Linked DNA regions of Homo sapiens: region 1 is linked to region 2. A link is a contact called in ENCODE Hi-C or POLR2A ChIA-PET data. All regions are on one chromosome and are shown on one strand. The core of a region is the stretch at or near the end of the contact, and the rest is flanking DNA. Distances in the headings are between cores, read along the strand shown. Region 1 has its middle 120 kb from the start of CAPN13. Region 2 overlaps LCLAT1 (lysocardiolipin acyltransferase 1).

Region 1 (4,570 bases), core at 850-3,349, 190 kb after region 2:
ACGGTGAAAACAAGCCTGGAGGTGGTCTCCAATGGGGAGATGCCTTAGAGGGAAAGGATGAGGAGGGCAGAGGCTGTGGCAGGTGCAAACATCTTCCCCAGAGAAAGGGCTCAGGTAGCAACAGCCACTTACTGAGCATTTGCTGGGTCAGGCTAAGCTCTTTACATGCATTTTTTCGTTTAACTCAAAACAACCTTTAAATGTGGGAAATTGTATTATTCCTAATTACCAGGTGAAAGTGGAGGCTGGACGGCACACACCACTAGTAAGCGGTGGAAAAGTATTTGAACTTAGAGCTTTCTAAGCCCATGTTTTTAACTCCTGAGCTGCTGGTGAGAGCCCTCTGGGCTAGGAACCCCTCTCTCTCCTGGTCTTTTTCTTTTTTCGAGATGGAGTTTTTGCTCTTTTCGCCCAGGCTGGAGTACAGTGGTGCAATCTCGGTTTATTGCAACCTCCGCCTCCCTGGTTCAAGTGATTGTCCTGCCTCAGCCTCCTGAGTAGCTGGGACTACAGGCGCCCACCACCACGCCTGGCTAACTTTTGTATTTTTAGTAGAGATGGGGTTTCACCCTGTTGGGCAGGATGGTCTTGATCTCCTGACCTTGTGATCTGCCTGCCTTGGCCTCCCAAAGTGCTGGGATTATAGGCATGAGCCACTGCGCCCAGCCTTCTCCTGGTCTTTTTCAGGAATGCATGGGAGGACTCATTCTGGGATCATAAATGACATCCCCCAAATTCTACCCCAGATCTGCCTACAGTCAAGCTTGAGGCCTTGTGGGCCTAGAACCAGGGCATCCTGGACTTCCGATGGGCAGGGCTGTATAGGAAGTTATGCCACCAACGAGGTGGTCCTGGACAGGGGCTGCATTAGGTCCATGATTTGCAAATGTGCTCTGTGGAAACTGAGGAAGTCCATGGAGCTTTTTTGGAAGCGGGGAAGAGCAGGACGGCATCTAATGAAAGGGCTCGGTAGGCAGGGTAAGGAAGCTCCAAGGACCCCCTGCCCCCAAATTCTACCAGAGCAGTCCCACCTTTATATGATGTCACGCTGGCCTTCCTGAAACACTCTTTTTTTTTTTTTTTTTTTTTTTTTTGGAAACGGAGTCTCACTCTGTCACCCAGGCTGGAGTGCAGTGCTGCGATCTTGGCTCACTGCAATCTCTGCCTCCCAGGTTCAAGTGATTCTCCTGCTTCAGCCTCCTGAGTAGCTGGGACTACAGGTGTATGCCACCAGGCCCGGCAAAATTTTGTATTTTTAGTAGGGATGGGGTTTCACCATGTTGGCCAGGCTAGTCTCAAACTCCAGACCTCAAGTGATCCACCTGCCTCAGCCTCCCAAAGTGCTGGGATTACAGGTGTGAGCCACCGCGCCCAGCCCCTGAAAAACTTTTTTTGAACAAAGGGATCTGCACCCCCAAAATGTATGCAGGCCAACCTAGGTCCTTCCAGCCCTGCCCCCACACTGGCTGGTTGGGAGCATTGTTCAAGGTTATGCCAGTAGAGCAGCCCCTCTCTTCCTCGTTAAGGCAGCCTGGTGAAGCTTTGAATCCCTCCTCAGAGCTATATTTTTAAATGCATGAAACAGAAGACATAGGATAACACCAATTACATTGAAATACAGTTATCACAATATTTTTATAGAAGCTAAAATTTTTGATATCACATCACAGATTCTTGTTAACACGACAAACAAGATCTAGTGACAGATCTCGCAACCCCCATAATTCTGAAGCAGTGATTAGCTTAAACAATAATTTCAGATATCGTAACAAATGCAGTGATATGAAATGTAACTTTGATTTCTACTGGCAAGTCGCAGATGCTGCTAAAATGTCTGAGGCCTGTTGACTACATTCAGAAGAGCAGGAGATACTCAATTTCAGTGGAAGGTTAGTGAAAATAAGGATATAAATTTTTTCCCCATTCAAGTTCACAGACCCTTCGAATTCTCTCCACAGCCCCACCGCCCCTGTTGTAAATCCATCAGCACAGTATGCTAGCCATTCGGGTCATTACTGCTAATTATAGCTGTTGTTAGTATTTGCTTCAGGCACAGCTGGCACCATGGCCTGGCTGGTCCCAGCTTCACTCATTCCCTGCTCTCAGTCCTAGTGACTAGCGAGGGAAACGTGTCTGCACAGCTTTTCTCCCTGGATGGAAGCCGAGTGCCTCTGGCCTGGAGCCTGTCCCTCAACCTGTCCCTCCACCAGGGAAAGCTGCAAAAGGGAGTCTGTGGCCTTTCCATCCTGGGTCTGTGGGAGTTCATCAGAGCAGAGGGTGGGCTCCTGACCCAGCCTGTCCTCATGGGAGTGCTGCAAGCTGACACCTAAGAGAGAACTGCCTGATTCCTAGGGTGACCTACCCTGTCAACAGAGGAGGGTGTCTCTGTTGCAAAGGCCTGGGAGGAGGTGGCCGGCAGAGCTTCAGAGAGCCATTCTGGGGTAAGCAGCTTATTTTTCCCTCCCTGCAATGGCTTGTTTTCAGACTCATTCACAGAATGCCCCAGAGGCTATGAGACCAAGGAAAGGGTGACACTTTTCCCCTGCACCTATGGTGGAATGGGCACAGAGGAGAACAAGGCTCGTGTGCCTCCCTACTTCTCAGGAAGGAAACTGCCTGTCATCATTGTTTGCAATTTCTCAGACACCACACAGTGGTGCCAGGTCCCTGTTGGGTGGCCCACCGTTTGAAGGGCTCCTGGCTCAGACTGGAAAATGGAGAAGGCAGGGTAGGGTCGGATGAGCCCAGACAGAGCCAAGAAGGTCAGGGCTGGCAGAGACCTCAGGGGACATGTGACCCTCCTGCCTCATCGCCAGGTGAGGAGCTGGAAGCCGGGTCCCAGTGGGTCAGGCCAGAGCCAAATATCAGCCTTTGTCACCTCTCCTGTGGCCTGATCAGTCAGTGCCTTACAGCCTCTCTGGTGGGATCCCTCATCCCTCCTGGTGACGGGGTGGGGAGAGGACAGACATTCAGCCTGCCAGATCCTGATTTCCTCATTGGTAAAATGGGAAAATGATCATCTGTCCCTCAAAGGTTGGCAGGAGGCCTTCATCTCTTACTAAGTGCCCAGCACAAAGATAACAATAAAATCACAAATAAGAGGTCCCTGCCCCTCTCCCCTTCTGTGCTGAGTTCATCTGGAATCCCCAAGGCCCAGCCTCAGGCCTGGTGCTCAGTGGGAACTTAAAGAATCCCTGTTAAAATAAAGATGGATGGCTCTGACCTCCAAATGCCAAGACCGGGCTGTTTGCAAATCTAAAGGCTCCTAGGCAGCAGTGGGAGGAATTTGAGCAGAAACATGGAACAGCATGTCCAAGGACATAAATTCCAAGTTATTTTTGTTGGGAAATCTGAAGAAAATAATTCCATCCACATTCCCCACGTCGGAACTGTTCTCCCAGGTTGGCTTCAGCAGCGGCCCATTCCAGCCACCCCTCCTTCCTGCAGGCAGAGGTGAGGCCCTAGGAGGGAGCAGGGCAGGCCAAGTACCCTATTCGGGAGAAGGTGTCCCTGGATCATTGCCTTGGCTTGGGAAGATGATGGCACCAGGTGGCAGGGGCTGAGCCACAGGTAGTGGATGGAAAGGGCCTGTCATCTGGGCAGAAACTCAGACCCTGAGGGTCCATGTCCTTAATGAGGGGGGAATGGGGCTGGGAGGTGCCCACGTCACCAGGAAGCATTTCTGATGCTCCCCCTACTACAGGGCTCTCACTTAGCACAGTTTAAACCCAATTTATTCCAAAGTTATATGACTAAAACATCTTTCAGCTTGCCCCCTGTTAAATGTATATTGTATTCATTTACAAATTATTTGACGTAAATTACTGTACAGATCTGTGTATTATACACATTAAAACTTTTAAAAAAGAAAAGCATGGAAAAGTGAAAGGATATAAATAAATGTAAACAGAGCATCCACATTTTGATCCTGCATTGGGAACAAATGAATTTGGTGGACATGCCCCACTCTGGAGACCCCCGGTATAAACTACGCTTGCTTTCATTGCTCTTCTGTTTCTTTGTATCTTGCTTATTTGTTGGTTCAATTTAGTGAGAGCCTCTCCTGCCAGGCAGGGTGGGTATCTTGTTTTTCCACCTGGTTTATAAAGTTGCTAAAACACCAGAACATTAATGCTTTGGGCAGCACATTGTACACAGCTGGTGCCTCATAAAGGCAGTGAACCCCTCCTGAACACCTCCTTTAGTCCAGCTTCGTGGCAGTCCTTAGGGTTTCCAAAAATAAGACCTGCTTCCCACCCTCACGATGCTCACGATCCCGGGGAGAGACAGGCTCACAGAGACCACACTTCTGCCAATGCCCTGCATGTCAGGGAAGAGCTGTGTACACCCTTTGGGGATACTGAGGAAGGAGCAGTAATCACATTGGGGGTGCAAGAGGGGCACCACACAGAGCTGTCTGAGTTGGGCGTGAGGGATGGCTAGGCCCCCTGAGGGGGAGGAGCAAAGGAAAGATGGCAGAAGCAGAGGTGGAGCATGTGCAAAGGACCAGAGGCCTGGAGGTGCATTTCGAGAGGCACAGAGGCACAGTTTCAGAGGCACAGAGGTGCAT
Region 2 (4,882 bases), core at 2,296-4,795:
ACAGTAGGAGTTTGGACTCTAAGAAGTTAAGAGTTGGGGCAGAAAAAAAAAGAAAAAAAAAAAAAACCTTTGGGTATATGATACTTTATCCTTGAGTTACTGCTTATGTGATGGACATCACTAATAAGTTATGTTCTTAACCTAAAATGCTAGATATTTTTAGTTCTTGGTAATAAGCAATATGAAAGAGCTTGCTTTCTTTGTTACTAGTAAAATCTAGTGCATGAAATTGGCTTGTTAGCATAATCTCAGATTTCTTGGTTGGAAGAATTTTTATCACATAGCAAATAACTTGACAGTTGTTTATTTTTAGAGATGACAAATCAGTATTTTGCACTGACTCTGTGAATTTCATTTATACATTTCCATGTACTGTAAATTTATACCCTTATTTTTGGGGCACACTAAAATTAGCCCTTTTTAAAAAAGCTCTGGCTTATTTTGGCACCACTACCTTATTAGCCCAGACCCGTGGGCTACATTGTTTAACCTGCTGAACCCCATGTTTTTTCTTTGTAAAATTGGAAAGACACCTCCCTCCCAGGGGTGGTGAGATTGTCTAGTGAAGCAAGACAGTTGCAGTAATGTCAGGCACACATGTGGAGGTAGATACTCAGTAAATTTTGTCTCCCTCCCTCCTAAGATTGAAATGGTTGTGAGCAGAGACTTAAAGTAGACTTTCTTATTATTTAATGTAGACTTTCATATAGTGAAACTCAAGGAAATTTGTAAGGCAGTAACTTTTGTAAAGTCTGACTTTGTTATAACTTGGATTTTAAAATGTTGATATATCAATATAACTTAGTGATGTTTTTAAAAATAAATTGGCAACTGTTTCATGAGAATGTACATAAAAAACTGAACAATCAAAGGACTGAAGTATTTCTACAAAGTCATTTTATTTCATGAGCTAAAAACTGTGGCATTGAAAGCAAATGAAGTCCGGGAGGAATATTGTTATACCAAGCATGTTCTAGATCATGCTGTTAAAGAAGTGCAGTTAAATTTTTTTAACTGACTTTTTTTCTTTTGGCATACATCAGTAAATGTTAATATGTGTGTAGTTGTGTAACCCCCAACTGTAGTCAAGATACAGAACAGCTCTGTCACTCTAGAAAACTCCTTGTGCTATCCCTTTACTGCCACATTCTCTCCCTAACCCCTAGCAACCACTGATCTTTTTTCTATTTCTTTATGGACTAGAATAATGGGGGCTATCAAATCAGATGAATATCTTAAATATGATACCAATATAAAGATAAAATATTGAAATATCAAATAAGGTAGTGGTCATGAAAGTTCTTAGTACATAGAGGCATTAGTTATTTAAAAAATAGTTTTGACTGGGCGAAGTGGCTCATGCCTATAACCCAACAATTTCAGAGGCCGAGGTGGTAGGATCTCTTGAGGTCAGGCGTTCAAGACCAGCCTGGTCAACATAGTGAGATCCTCCCATCTCTACAGTCAGTCCAATAACTAAATAACCAACTAAGTAATTAAAAATAAATAAATAATAAATAAAATAGAAGAATAAAAAAATAATTGGCCAGGTTATGATGGTGTGTGCCTGTTGTCACAGCTGTTCAGGATGATGAGGCAGGAGGATCACTTGACTCCAGGAGTTTGAGGTTGCAGTAAGCTATGACTGTGCCACTGCACTCCAGCCTGGGCGACAGAGTGAGACCCTGTCTTAAAACCAAAAAACAAAAAGACCAAAACCAAAAACAAAATAGTTTCATATATAATATGAAGTCAGTGGGTGAAGTTTAGCAGAACTCTTCCACAAAGTCAAGTTTGTGTGAACTTCGACAGCTTTTTTCTTCAGAGGCTTTTAGGCTTATTTTTGAAAGACTTGTTTCACATGGTCCCGATAGCTGGAAATCCCTGTGTTGTCTTTTAACTTCATATTCTTCGTAAGTGAAAGTGGACAATAATATCTATCTTGAAAGGTTATGATTATTAAATGCTATGATATACAAAAATATAAACCTATATTTTTGCATACATACATGCATACACACACGCATACGTGCATACACACATGCATACGTGCATACATGTATGCATGCACGTATGTGTGTATGCATACATGTATGTAAGTGTGTGTATGGGGATGCCTAACCTATAGTAGGCATTCTTTTACTTTTTTTTTTTTTAAACGTCTGCAGTAGCTTTGGAATCTTGGCTTGCTCAAGGGATGCCATGTCTTCTTAATTTCTGTATGCTGTCCCCTGCTCATGGAAAAATTGATCAGTTGATCCTCAAAGCTTCATCTTTCTGTTTTAATCATTTTTAATTTTTTTTTTTTTGAAATTTATCACTGATTTTTCTGTTTGGGGGGTGGAGGGAAGTATAGTAAATCTATATATTTATCTTAATGATTCCAGGTTCGTTTCACGATATAACCATTTCATGAAGTGTGATTTTTTTTTTTTTTTAATTTTTGAAATTGATCATTGGGACATATGGGCTGAATCTTTGCCAGTCCCAGAGCTTCCTTTTGAACTTGTGTTTGTCAGTTCCTATTATAAGATTGATTTTGCTTTTGACATTTTAATCTTTTCTTAAAAGTAAAGTACACAGTGTTCTGATATATAACATTTTAGGCAGTAAGATGTAATTGCTTTCCTACGAATTTAATTATTTAATCAAGTGCAGAAACAGATTTAGGATTTTTTGTTCTTGCCCACAAATCATTATGTACATTCTGTTTATCGGTGTTCTTTGTCTCATTATTTGTGTTCAAAATATTCATAGAATCAGTAAATTATGGAACTGGAAAGGACCTTCAAGATCATCTAGTCTATTAATGTTTAATTCTCTCTAATCCAAAGCCCCCCTTTCATAATAAATATTTCTAATACTCTCCTTAGTGTCCTGAAATGAAATTCCTAATGAAAATTTTTACCCCATAAGTAAAATGAATCAATATAGTAATAATTCTCTAATTGCAATATAAAGGAAAAATAAAAGGAGTATAATTTAAAATACAGTATAAGATATGATTATGCTAGAAGATTAAAAAAAAGAAGAAGAAGAAAGAAAAAGCACCAACAGATTTCCAAAATGCTCTTAGAGGGGTAGTGCCATTTTGTTGAGAACCACCAATGGAGCCTCAATCTTCTCATTTCATAGGTAAAGAAAGTAAGGGTGGGGGTGAAAGGGCAGAGGAGAGGGTGTTGGATGGATTACACAGGTGTGGTTGTTAGTAGAGTGTGAGTCCTGGAGTATAAGTCTAAGCAGTCAGTAGGTATCAAACTTCTTTGCCTCATGGTTTTTCTAAAGATTTACATGAAAACATTTTTTGTTTTTTGATGAGGTAGGTGGTTATGTATTATTCTTGACTTCTTTGCTGTGGAGATACAGATAATATATTGGGGTCTGTATTAGTCTGTTCTTGCGTTGCTATAAAAAACTATCTGAGACTGGGTAATTTATAAAGAAAAGAGGTTTAATTGGCTCATGGTGCCACAGGCTGTACAGGAAGCTTGGCTGGGGAGGCCTCAGGAAACTTATAATGGTGGCAGAAGGCAAAGGGGAAGCTGGATTGCCTTACATGGCTAGAGCAGGAGGAAGAGAAAGGGGGAAGTGCTACATATTTTTATAAACAACGAGATCTCATGAGAACTTACTCACTATTATGAGAACAGCAAGGGGGAAATCTGCCTCCATGATCCAGTCACCTCCCACCAGGCCCCTCTTCCAACATTGGGGATTGCAATTCAACATGAGATTTGGGTGGGGACACAGACCCAAACCATATCTGAATCCCTCTTTCTGAATTAGTTGGTTGGGGGAATCCTGTAGGGTAGTGCCAGCTCACTGTACCTTTCGCCTCTGATTCTGCCCTTGGCACAGAGTAGCCTCTCAGTTAGTGGAGTTTCTGGGCGTCTTTCTTCCGGGTACTGTATAGGTGGTGGACATGTGGATATGTGTGTGATAACTAGAGGACGTTCAGTAGGCTCAGAGATATCTCCAGTGCTTCCATTATCTGGCTTTATGACCTTGGGCACAAACCCATTTTTTCATCTGTAAAATTCCTACCTTTTCTTATAGGTTGCCAGAAAGGTCAAATGAGAGTGTAATGGAAAGTGATTTGTAAACTCTGTGTAAATGTGTCATATGCAGATGCAATGGATTAGTGTTAAGCCTAGCATCCTCCCTCTCTAGAGTTATAAAGATATTATGGTCCTATTTTTTATTATTAAAAATGCTTATCTGAATCTCATTTCAGTTCCTTGAACCTAACAAGCACGTACCTGCCCAGGGATGCGGGATACCATATACACTGTGCTTTCTTCAGCCCTGTCTCCACCTAGGCAGTGCCCAGCAAACCCACAAATAAAAGCCCAAAATCAAAACAAAACTTCTCTACTTTAGCTCTGCTACTGTTATTATTTCTGGCCTTTCTGGAAGAGCATACAACTCTTGTTATAGCTTTCATAGCCTTTATTACAATGTCAGTATTTACTTATTTCAGAATTAGATTCCCCTGCTAAGTTTCATGAGACTTCTGTGATCTGCTTTATGTGCTTGTGTATGAAGGTAAAAGTATTCTTTGCAAAATATAGTAAAACTGATACTTAGGGAAGATGCCCTGTGTATACCCTCTAGACTCAGCATTTTCTGATATAAACCGAAGTGCTTGGAGTAAACACAATACAAGGCAACCCTAATACCAGCTCAAGTTCCTTTTTACTTTCATCCCACTAACTCATTTAATTTCTTGGAGAAGTGCCATCCCCAATAACTTCTAGAATGTTGCTTTTGTAATTATTAATTATGTGGAATTTTCGTAGCTTAACTTTATAAATATTTCTTAGCCTTTACACTGAATTGCTTTTTTATCAGGATTCTAGGTATAATCAAGGATAAAAATCTT

Evidence for each region. Hi-C counts contacts between places; a loop is a spot of excess contacts on that map. ChIA-PET counts read pairs that join two places held with the same protein, here RNA polymerase II (POLR2A). Pooled maps may share reads with other maps.
Region 1: a map of CD8-positive, alpha-beta T cell shows a loop between it and region 2 (7-fold over the local background). The contact joins two enhancer-like sites. A Hi-C loop is called at or near these places in 13 of 168 maps with a recorded cell type or tissue (CD4-positive, alpha-beta memory T cell, CD8-positive, alpha-beta T cell, aorta and 7 more), 8 of 37 single-sample maps with no recorded cell type and 13 of 50 pooled maps. POLR2A ChIA-PET finds 5 or more read pairs at or near these places in 1 of 52 experiments (OCI-LY7).

What each region holds. Positions count from the first base shown.
Region 1 is chr2:30,686,937-30,691,506 of GRCh38, forward strand. No RefSeq gene overlaps it. Among named protein-coding and RNA genes, the nearest start is that of CAPN13, 120 kb to the right of the region's middle. Within about 2 kb of position 2,100, at least 11 of the 41 ENCODE cell types and tissues checked have a DNase peak (open chromatin) inside an H3K27ac peak, as active enhancers do.
Region 2 is chr2:30,492,531-30,497,412 of GRCh38, forward strand. The region is part of intron 1 of LCLAT1 (lysocardiolipin acyltransferase 1); the gene reads left to right. Among named protein-coding and RNA genes, the nearest start is that of LCLAT1, 48 kb to the left of the region's middle. Within about 2 kb of position 3,546, at least 2 of the 41 ENCODE cell types and tissues checked have a DNase peak (open chromatin) inside an H3K27ac peak, as active enhancers do.